2 separate regions of the Homo sapiens genome follow, and region 1 is linked to region 2. The links are chromatin contacts, found by Hi-C in ENCODE. All regions are on one chromosome and are shown on one strand. Each heading gives the region's core, a stretch centred on a gene start or an enhancer-like site at or near the end of the contact. The rest is flanking DNA. Distances are from core to core; before and after follow the strand shown. Region 1 holds the start of AP1M1 (adaptor related protein complex 1 subunit mu 1). Region 2 holds the start of NOTCH3 (notch receptor 3).

Region 1 (5,248 bases), core at 576-3,075, 1.0 Mb before region 2:
TAAGACGGGTGTCTTCCCTCCTTCCAAGAAGGCGGGGGAGGGAAGCCCAGCACTGGGTCTCACCAGTTGTTGACTTTGGGTGGCTTCCAGAGCAGGCACCCACTCAAGGGACTTCAGGAAAGTGCTGGGGGTGGGGTGGGGCGGGAAGGGGCAGCCATTTCACCTCTTCACTCTCAGCTGCTTTAGGGCTCACCCCTGCCCGCCTCACCTAGGACCTGACACCCATGTTTGTTTCTCTCACTGATCAATGTTGGGCTTCACATTGTTGGACCGGTTCTTGTTGCTTCCACATGCAACAGGCCAGGCAGCCACCTGCCTTGCACCTGGGATGGACTTAGGAGAAGGCAGAGGACCATTTCTAAAAGGTGGGGACAATCCCTTCTTAAAGTTTTCTCAGATCCTCTGGGGAAGATGCCTGGGTTCTAGTTTATGTCCAGCTCCCTGGTGTCTCTGGTCCATTTGTCACCCCTCCTCAGGGAAACCCTCTCTCATCCTCGGGCTGAGGCTGACTGTCTGTATAACACACTCGCCCCTCAACACCACTGCAATTGACATTTATTTGTGTTTTTGGAGATGGGTATCCATCTCCCCTACCAGCCTGTGAACACCGTAAGAACACAGATTGTTGAGCCCTGGCACATGACTCACACCTGTAATCCCAGCACTTTGGGAGGCTAAGACAGGTGGATCACTCGAGGTCAAGAGTTCGAGACCAGCCTGGTCAACATGGTGAAACCCTGCCTCTACTAAAAATACAAAATTTAGCTCGGCGTAGTGGCAGGTGCCTGTAATCCCAGCTACTTGGGAGGCTGAGGCAGGAAAATTGCTTGAACCCGGGAGGCGGAGGTTGCAGTGAGTGGAGATTGCACCACTACACTCCAGACTGGACGACTGAGCATGACACTATCTCAAAAACAAAACAAAAAAAAAGGGACTGTTTTTTGCTAAACACAAATCGACCCCAGGCTTAGTACCCTGCCCGGCATTAGTAGGTGCTCCCCAGATATCAGCTGAATAAACGAATGATTCTGGATCGGACTCCTAGACTTGCTACTTCTCTGTGACCATTGTGACCTTGGTCAGGTTGCTTCACCTCTCCATGCCTCAGTTTCTCCCTCTATAAAACGGCACTCGTGATCACCACTCACCTCACCTAATCCTTGTAACTCACTATCACAATGAACGTGGAGAAATTCCTACTGAGAGAAAGTGCACGATAAACAGAAGCTGTAACGCCCTGAGAAGGCGGGACTGGCTCGAGAGCACCCAGTCCCCGCCACGCCTCGCCACCCCCGGCCAAGGGTCGCGCAGCCCCTGGACGCCCTGCCTGGCTCCGAGGCCGGCTGCGGCCCCGCTTCTGGGTCCTCCACCGAGGCCCGAGCCCCCGGCCCCGGCGCCGGGGAGCAGAGGGCGGTGCAGTCAGTTACCTGGCAACGCGGTGGCTGCAGCCCACCGCGTTACGTAGCAACAGGGCGGGGATTACCCACTTAAGACCCCCGCCCGGTTACCCAGAAACAGGATGGGGCTCTCAGGTGAGGTCTACCGGCCTCTCTGCCTCACACCAGGATGGGGCTCATAAGCCGGTTACCTAGCAACAGGGTGGGTCCCCGCGGGCGGAGGCCCCTGCCGGTTGCCTGGCAACAGGGAGGGTGGGGAGCCCTCAGTACCTTGCCCTTCAGGTCCAGCACGTAGACGGCGCTGGCGGACATGATGGCTGCAGGAGGCCTCGGCAGCGGCCGAGGGCGGTGGCGGCGGCAGCGACGGTGGGGACTGCTGGGCGTTGAGCAAGGCCGGGCGCCGCCCGCGACAGCTCACCTCCACTTCCGGTTCGGGGAGCCGCGCGGGGACCGTTATGTCCGGTCCGGGAGGTGCTGTCAGGAATGCGCAGGCGCAGGACGGACTGTGCGCAGGCGCATTACGTCGTATGTAACCATGTTTCTTGCTCCCGCCAGAAGCATCCCGGAAGTAAGGCCCGGTGGGGCGGGGCCGACCAAATCAGGGCACCCAGTGGCCGCTGCCAGGCTGAGCTATGGAGCCAGAGCAGCTGGAAACGGCCTCCCGTGGGCCGAGTTAGGCGAGAGAGCCTGGTGGTGAAACCGACCTGGGGCCCAGCCCTATGGAGCTCACAGTCTGGTGGGGAAGTCTATGAAACAAGTGTACAGTCACCAATTGTGATAAGCTCAAAAGAGAGAGGTAAGGTCGTGGTTACTTGGAAAGAGGTCAAACAAACTTTCTGAATGGCAATCAAACCTTATCAACAGTCACCACCTGTCATTGTCAACATTTATCAATGAATGAGTGTGCCTGTTTATTGCCTGGAATGTTATGAAAACCAGCCTCACTGAACCTTGACCCAACATACCGTGTTTCATTTCTGCAAAGTTAGTAATCAGTAATGCAACTGGTGGCCCTTGATTAATCCATTGAGTCATATTTAATTTGCTTTTATGAACTCTTGGGCTTTGGAGAAATGCCTGCATTCTGTTCCAGTTAGCCATCATAGTACCCTGGGGATCCCAACCCTGCAATACCAGAGTGATTTACCCAGGATGCCTGCCTCTCACATCTTTTATTTTCTGTCTTATCTCCGTTTTGGCGTTTGGAAAGATGATTTTTGCAACTCGGTAATTATATAGTGTTTTGCTTAGGAAAGAAATGTGACCGAAACTCTAGAGAAGCAAACTAGAATGTTTGAAGACTGCTAAGTGACTCCTGGGCTGGAAGGATTCTTGCTCAAGGCACAGAGCAAGCAGCCAAGAGAGGGTTTTTGTTGTTTGCTTTTTTTTTTTTTTTTTTTTTTGAGATGGAGTCTCACTCTGTCACCCAGGCTGGAGTGCAATGGCATGATCTCGGCTCACTGCAACCTCTGCCTCCTGGGTTCAAGTGATTCTCTTGTGTGTCAGCCTCTCAAGTGGCTGGGATTACAGGCATGTGCCACCACACCTAGCTAATTTTTGTATTTTTAGTAGAGACGTGGTTTCACCATGTTGGCCAGGCTTGTCTCAAACTCCTGACCTCACGTGATCCACCCACCTCGGCCTCCCAAAGTGCTGGGATTACAAGGGTTAAGTTAAATATTAAAAGATAAGAGAGCCAGTGCCCTTATACAAAGGCTGGGATGTAACAAAAGCCCACCCAGAGTTGTGCCTAGGCCTTTCCTGGGCCTTGAAGCATGACAAGATAATGAAGGAATTCTTAACAGGACCCTTTTAGGATTAAACAAGCTTTATTGGCGGTCTGAAGAAACTCCTCAGGCCTCCACAAACAAGTTTATTGGGGTTTGAAGGAACTCCCCCAAACCTCCATGATTTAGCAGGAGATAAGATAAGGGTAATCACCCCAGCACCTGGACCCACTTAGATTAAGTAAATTTACTGAGGCTCCAGAGGAAGGTCTTCAGGACTCAGATCTTAGTTATGGGTTAAAAGACTATAACTTACTTACGTCTTTAGATGAATGCACACCTACACGTAGACATATAGCTTAGAAGGTATATGAGCTCTGGAAGACTTTGTAATTTTGGGTTGGTCTGGTGATATTTTCCAGGCCTTCTCCCTGTAACCAGTTACAGAAATAAAAACTCTCTTCCTCCCTAGTTCATCTGTGTCTCATTATTGGGCTGTGAGATATAGAAGCCCAACCCTCAGTTTGGTCTGGGAATAGGTTAGGAGTGGGGGTCTCAAAAGCCCCCCCAATACAACACACACAATAAGAACCACTGAGGCCTGAAAGCCATGTATAGAGATTTTGTTTTAATTGGTCTGGGCCAGGGTTTGGTTATTGGGATTTTTCTTTTTTTTAATTTTTTTTTTGAGACAGAGTCTCACTCTGTCACCAGGCTGGCATGCAGTGACACGATCTCGGCTCACTGCAACCTCTGCCTTCCAGGTTCAAGTGATTCTCCTGCCTCAGCCTCCCAAGTAGCTGGAACTATAGGTGCCTGCCACCATGCCCAGCTAATTTTTGTATTTTTAGTAGAGACGGGGTTTCACCATGTTGGCTAGGATGGTCTTGATCTCTTGACCTTGTGATCCGCCCGCCCCACCTCCCAAAGTGCTGGGATTACAGGTGTGAGTCACCGCGCCTGGCCTTCTTTTCCTTTCTTTTTTTTTTTTTTTGAGGCACGGTCTTATCCTGTCACCAGGCTGGAGTGCACTGGTGCAATCTCGGCTCACTGCAACCTTCACCTCCTTGGCTCAGCTGGGACTACAGATGCACACCATCAAGGCCAGCTAATTCTGGTTTTTTGTTTTTTTTTTTGAAACAGGGTCTCGCTCTGTCACCCAGGCCGGAGTGCAGTGGTGCAATCTCAGCAGCTCATTGCAACTTCTGCCTCCTGGGTTCAAGCGATCCTCCAACCTTAGCCTCCTGAGTAGCTGGGACTACAGATGTGTGCCACCAGGCCCAGATCAGTTTTTGTATTTTTAGTAAAGATGGGGTTTCACTATGTTGGCCAGGCTTAATTTTGCGATTTTTGTACAGATGGGGTTTCCCCATGTTGCCCAGGCTGGTCTCAAACACCTCGGCTCAAGTGATCTGCTCGCCTTGGCCTCCCAAAGTGCTGGGATTAAAGGCATGAGCCACTGCGCCCAGCCTGGTTATTGGGATTTTTTTCCAAGCTCCCCAGATGATGCTAATAGGAAACAAAATTTGAGAAACCCTGGTGTATCATAATAGGTATGATCTTTCTTTCTTTTTTTATTTTATCTTTTTGAGACTGAGTCTCAAATAAAAAAAAAAAAAAAGTTGCTTGGTTCTATGGCTCATGCCTGTAATCCCAGCACTTTGGGAGACAGAGACAGGAGGATCACTTGAGCCCAGGAGTTTCAGACTAGCCTGGGGAACATGATGAAACCCCATCTCTACAAAAAATACAAAAATTAGCTGAGTGTGGTGGCACACACTTGTAGTCCCAGCTACTTGGGAGGCTGAAACAGAAGAATCACTTGAACCTGGGAGGTTGACAAGGCTGCAGTGAGCTATAGTGGCATCACTGTACTCCAGCCTGGGCAACAGAGTAAGATCTCTAAAACATTACAATAAATGGGGCAAAATATGAGACTAGGTCCAACAGGGTTTGTTACATATCGCGTCTATTTCTGTTAACTCTTGGTGAACAGACCCTGATGTTCTTCCTGAGCAGTGGGAAGTCACAGCTGTGGCCGGGCTTGGTGGCTGACACCCACAATCCCAACACTTTGGGAGGCCGAGGCAGGAGGATCACTTGAGGTTGAGGCCAGTAGTTTGA
Region 2 (5,335 bases), core at 2,628-5,127:
ACACAGCAAAGTATTTGAAGGCAAAGGAACATCATATCTACAACTTACTCTCAAATCATTTAGCCAAAAAATGCATATATGCATATGTGTATAACGTATATGTACACATATATGTCAAATGTGGCAAAATGTGGGTGGTTGGTGAATCTGGACAAAGGGCTTATACAAGTTGTTCACGCTATTCTGTAACTCTCAGTTTTTTTTGTTTTTGTTTTGAAGTTGGTTCTTGCTCTGTTGCCCAGGCTGAAGTGCAGTGACATCCAGGCTCAAGTGATCCTCCCACTTCAGCCTCCCAAGTAGCTGGGACTACAGGCGCTCACCACTACACCCTCTTAATTTTATTTTAATTTTTTATAGAGATGGAGGTCTTGCTATGTTGCCCAGACTGATTTTGAACTCCTGGCCTCAAACAATCCTCCTGCCTCAGCCTCCCAAAGTGCTGGGATTACAGACATGAGCCACCACGCCCGGCATGCAACTTTGTGTGTTTTAAATTATTTTCGTCTTTTTTTTTTTTTCCTTTTTGTGGAGAATGGGGTCTCACTATATTGCCCAGGCAGGTCTTGAACTTCTGGGCTCAAGCTATCCTCCCGCCTCTTGCCTCCCTGAGAGCTGGGATTACAGGCATGAGCCACCGCGCCCGGCTTAAATTATTTTCAAATAAAAAGTTAAAAAAACTGTGGCCAGGCATGGCGGCTCACGCCTGTAATTCCAGCACTTTGGGAGGCTGAGGTGGGTAGATCACTTGAGGTCAGGAGTTCGAGACCAGCCTGGACAACATGGTGAAACCCTGTCTCTACCAAAGACACAAAAATTAGCCGGGCATGGTGGTGTGGGCCTGTAGTTCCACCTACTTGGGGTGGCGGGGGGAACTGAGGCAGGAGAATCGCTTGAACTCAGGAATGGAGGTTGTAGTGAGCCGAGATGGCACCACTGCACTCCAGCCTGGGCCACAGACCGAGACTTGGTCTTAAGAAAAAAAGAGTCCGGAAGTGGTGGCTCATGCCTGTAATCCCAGCACTTTGGGAGGCTGAGGCAGGTGGATCACCTGAGGTCGGGAGTTGGAGACCAGCCTGACCAACATGGAGAAACTCTGTCTCTACTAAAAACACAAAATTAGCCACACATGGTGGCACATGCCTGTAATCCCAGTTACTCGGGAAGCTGAGGCAGGAGAATCACTTGAACCCAGGAGGCAGAGGTTGTGGTGAGCCGAGATTGCGCCATTATACTCCAGCCGGGGCAACAAGAGCAAAACTCCATCTCAAAAAAAAAAAAAAAAAAAAAAAAAATTGGCCCGGCGTGGTGGCTCATGCCTGTAATCCCAGCACTTTGGGAGGCAGAGGAGGGTAGATCACCTGAGTTCAAGAGTTTGAGACTAGCCTAGCCTACATAGTGAAACCCTGTCTCTACTAAAAATACAAAGCCAGGCATGGTGGTGTGTGCCTGTAATCCCAGCTACTTGGGAGGCTGAGGCAGGAGAATCAGTTGAACCCGGGAGGCAGAGGTTGCAGTGAGCCGAGGTCGCGCGCCACTGCACTCCAGTCTGGGTGACAGAGGGACTTTGTCTAAAAAAAAAAATTGTCTGAAGATTTCTGGGATACCCATGTGACTATCTCCTACCAGAATGGTTCTCCCATGCTCAGCCATACCTGCCTTGTAGGTGACCCCCTCAAACCCAGCATCTCTCCTCCACCCAACCCATTCCTTCTTCCAGCATCCTTATCACCAAGCCAGATACCAAGGAGTAAGCATGGCTCCTTTCTCCTCTTAACCTCTGGCCTGTACACGTTCCCTTCCAACTCTGTCCCTTCCTGTTGGCATGGGCCAGTCCCTCTGCTGGGATGACTTCCCTCCAGCTCAACTTTCAGGGCCAAGCCCCACTGGACGTCCTCTTGGACGCCCTCCAGGGTGCACCCCCAGTCCATAGAACAGAGTGTGATACAGGGCTGGAGCCTTAGCCATACTTGTTGAATACATGAATGAACAAATAAATAACCCTCCCAGGCAAAGTCCTCACCCACCACCCGTGTACCCCAGGCCCTTCCCAGATTCCATGCCTTTCTCTGGCCCAGCCCTGAGCCCTCCACACTGGGTGTGTGTGCGTCTAGCTTTTTCTTCCCCAGACTGGAAGTTCCTCCAGGGCTGGGCTCCAGGCCTCTCAGGGTCCCCATTCTTTCCACAGGAACAGAGGGAGCTGCAGGAAGCCTGTGCAGCATGACTGATTTGGGAAAAGGCAATTGATCAAGGCTGGGCGTGGTGGCTCACGCCTGTAATCCCAGCACTTTGGGAGGCTGAGGCGGGCGGATCACTTGAAGTCAGGAGTTCGAGACCAGCCTGGCCAACATGGCAAAACCCAGTCTCTACTAAAAAAATAGAAGCTGGGCGCGGTGGCTCACGCCTGTAATCCCAACACTTTGGGAGGCTGAGGCAGGCAGATCACGAGGTCAGGAGATCGAGACCATCCTGGCTGACACGGTGAAACCCCGTCTCTACTAAAAATACAAAAAAAAAATTAGCAGAGCATGGTGCCAGTTGCCTGTAGTCCCAGCTACTCGGACGGCTGAGGCAGGAGAATGGTGTGAACCCAGGAGGCGGAACTTGCAGTGAGCGGAGATCATGCCACTGCACTTCAGCCTGGGCAACAGAGCGAGACTCCGTCTCAAAAACAAACAAACAAGTAAACAAAAACCCAGAAAAAATTAGCCACGTATGGTGGCGCACACCTCTAATCCCAGCTACTTGGCAGATTGTGGGGGTGGGGGCTGAGGAAGGAGAATCGCTTGAACCTGGGAGGTAGAGCTTGCAGTGAGCCAAGATAGGGACACTGCACTCCAGCCTGGGTGACAGAGCGACACGCTGTCTCAAAAAAAAAAAAAAAAAGAAAAGAGAATTAATCAAATTGAGCCAGATAGGCTGAGGCCCAAAGCTGTGTGGGGTATGGGGGTGGGACTAGGGGGCTGGGGTGACCCTTTGAGAGTCACAGAGGAAGTGGGTTGCTTTCTGGGAGGGCTGAGAGCAAGAAGAGTTTGTGTGTGCATGTGTGAACACACACACATGCATGTGACTCCTAGTACGTGTCTGAGGTCTGAGGCTGCAAATGTAGTCCTAGGCTCCTGGCCTGGCTGAGTGAGTTTTAGCGGTTTTTTGTTTGTTTGTTTTGTTTGAGACAGGGTCTTACTCTGTTGCCCAGGCTGGAGCGCAGTGGTACGATTTCGGCTAAGTGCAACCTCAGCCTCCTGGGTTGAAGCGATTTTCCTGCTTCAGCCTCTCGAATAGCTGGGACTACAGGCGTGCGCCACCACGCTCAGCTAATTTTTGTATTTTCAGTAGAGTCCGGGTTTCACCATGTTGGCCAGGCTGGTCTCCAACTCTTGACCTCAAGTGATCCATCCACCTCTGCCTCTCAAAGTGCTGGGATTACAGGCCGGAGCCACCGCGCCCGGTCCGACTTTTAGGTTTGTGAATGTTTTAGATCAGAGTCCTGGGGAAGCTTGGTGCATGGGCTTGCATTTGTGCGTCCGTGGCTGTGGGTCCATGAGCCTCTCAGGACGTGACTGGCCTCAGTTTCCAGAGTTTCTGGGAGGCTGTGTTTTTTGTCCCGGCTCCAGAGGTGTCCGGCTCTGGGTGTGTACTGGGGGATGGGGATGGGGTGCGTGGGCGTTCACGAGGTTGGGTGTGCCCGCCACTCCGGGTTCTGCCCGCGTCTCACTGCATGCTCGGCCTGGGTTTCCGAGGGTCCGCGCGTCCCAGGCTGTGCGGGTGGAGGGTGGGCAGGGACCCCGGGAGGCCGGGCGGGGGGCGGGGGCGCGCTGGGCCGGCCCCGGGGCGGGGCGAGCCTTCGAGGGCTGGGGGCGGGGCGGCCCGGCCGCCTCACTTCGGCGAAGTTGGCGGCGCGGAGGCTGGCCCGGGACGCGCCCGGAGCCCAGGGAAGGAGGGAGGAGGGGAGGGTCGCGGCCGGCCGCCATGGGGCCGGGGGCCCGTGGCCGCCGCCGCCGCCGTCGCCCGATGTCGCCGCCACCGCCACCGCCACCCGTGCGGGCGCTGCCCCTGCTGCTGCTGCTAGCGGGGCCGGGGGCTGCAGGTGAGGGGCCGGGACCTGGCGGATGGGACGAGGGCGGCAGAGGGGGAGTGCAAGAACCCCCAAGGCCGGGGCTGGCGGGGGTTCATGGGAGGCAGGAACCAGGGTCGGGGAAGGGGCGCAGGAGCCCCGGGCTTCATGCCAGTCCTGGAGGACCCAGAGATTCAGAATGGGGAGGACCCCAGAGGCCCAAGGAACAGGGACCCTTGAGCGATTAGAGCTGAAGATGAAGGGACCCAGGAGTCCGAGACTGGGAGCTCGAGGTGCGGGGATCAGGGACTCGAGGTGGGGGGGTGCGTACAGAGTTCGGGACTCGTCCCCATCCAACTCACGCCTGGAGTCCTGGGTAGGTTATGATTGGGGGCCCAGGTACTTCTAGGCCGGGGACCTCTCGCACAAAAGCCCCCCCACCCCGCCCCCGACACCCCGGGCGGGCTGGGCCAGGCGGGGGGTGGGGAGGGGGCGCGAAGTTCTGGGAGCTCTGAACTCGGAGAAAACTTCCCAGGCCGGCGCGCAGCAAGACCCGGAGCCGGATTCCGAGCCGGAGCCTCGGCGGCGCGCGCGCCCCCTCCCCCGCCCGCAGCCCGCCTCTCTCCTCTGGCCGCGGGGACCCGGAGGCCCTGGGACCCCGCCCCTGCGCGGGGAGGGGAAGGGGCGAGGGCCCACGTGCTCCCCTTCGGCTCCAGCGCCCCCTCCCCGCGGCCAGAGCCCCTCCCCAGCCGGCCAGGGGCCCCCGCCCCTCCTCCTCTCCTCCCTCCCCTCCCCCGCTCGGGACAATGGCCGCGCCGTCTAGACACCCCCTCCCTCCGGCCGGCCTCGCGCTTTCTTTGCCAGACAAAGCGGGACCCGCGGCTGGGCCGGGGAGGGGGCTGCGGGGGCACCCCCCTCACCGCTACGGGAGGCCTGGTGGGCGGGGGAGGGGCGCGGGCCAAGGCCCCTGGCCAGGGGTCCCAGACGCCAGTGTGGGGCTTGGCGCTGGGCGGGGTGGGGGTTTCGGGAGTGAACGGCCTCCCCAGCCCAGCCCCGGGGCCCGGACGGGGCAGGACCAGGCAGGAGCCGCCGCCTCCGCCGGACCAGCGGCGCACACACATGGCCTGTGACACACTCGCTGGCACACATAGCTCTAGGTCACGTAACAGAGATGCAAACCTGCACACACACAGCACACTCGCAGACTTGCACACCTGGCTCAGGAAAGACACACCCAGCTGCACGCACACAGCTCACACATTGACATACATACACACACAAATA

The links. A loop is a pair of places that touch in the nucleus more often than their neighbours do.
Region 1: a loop to region 2 is called in a map of heart left ventricle, with 6 times the contacts of the local background. The contact joins the promoter of AP1M1 here to the promoter of NOTCH3 in region 2. A Hi-C loop is called at or near these places in 1 of 168 maps with a recorded cell type or tissue (heart left ventricle).

What each region holds. Positions count from the first base shown.
Region 1 is chr19:16,194,488-16,199,735 of GRCh38, reverse strand. It overlaps AP1M1 (adaptor related protein complex 1 subunit mu 1), which reads right to left and starts at 1,825. Exons shown (of 12, transcript NM_032493.4): 1 at 1,668-1,825. The coding sequence starts at 1,709. RefSeq lists a silencer at 1,442-1,681.
Region 2 is chr19:15,199,537-15,204,871 of GRCh38, reverse strand. It overlaps NOTCH3 (notch receptor 3), which reads left to right and starts at 3,877. Exons shown (of 33, transcript NM_000435.3): 1 at 3,877-4,084. The coding sequence starts at 3,967. RefSeq lists enhancers at 2,993-3,492, 3,493-3,994 and a silencer at 4,581-4,807.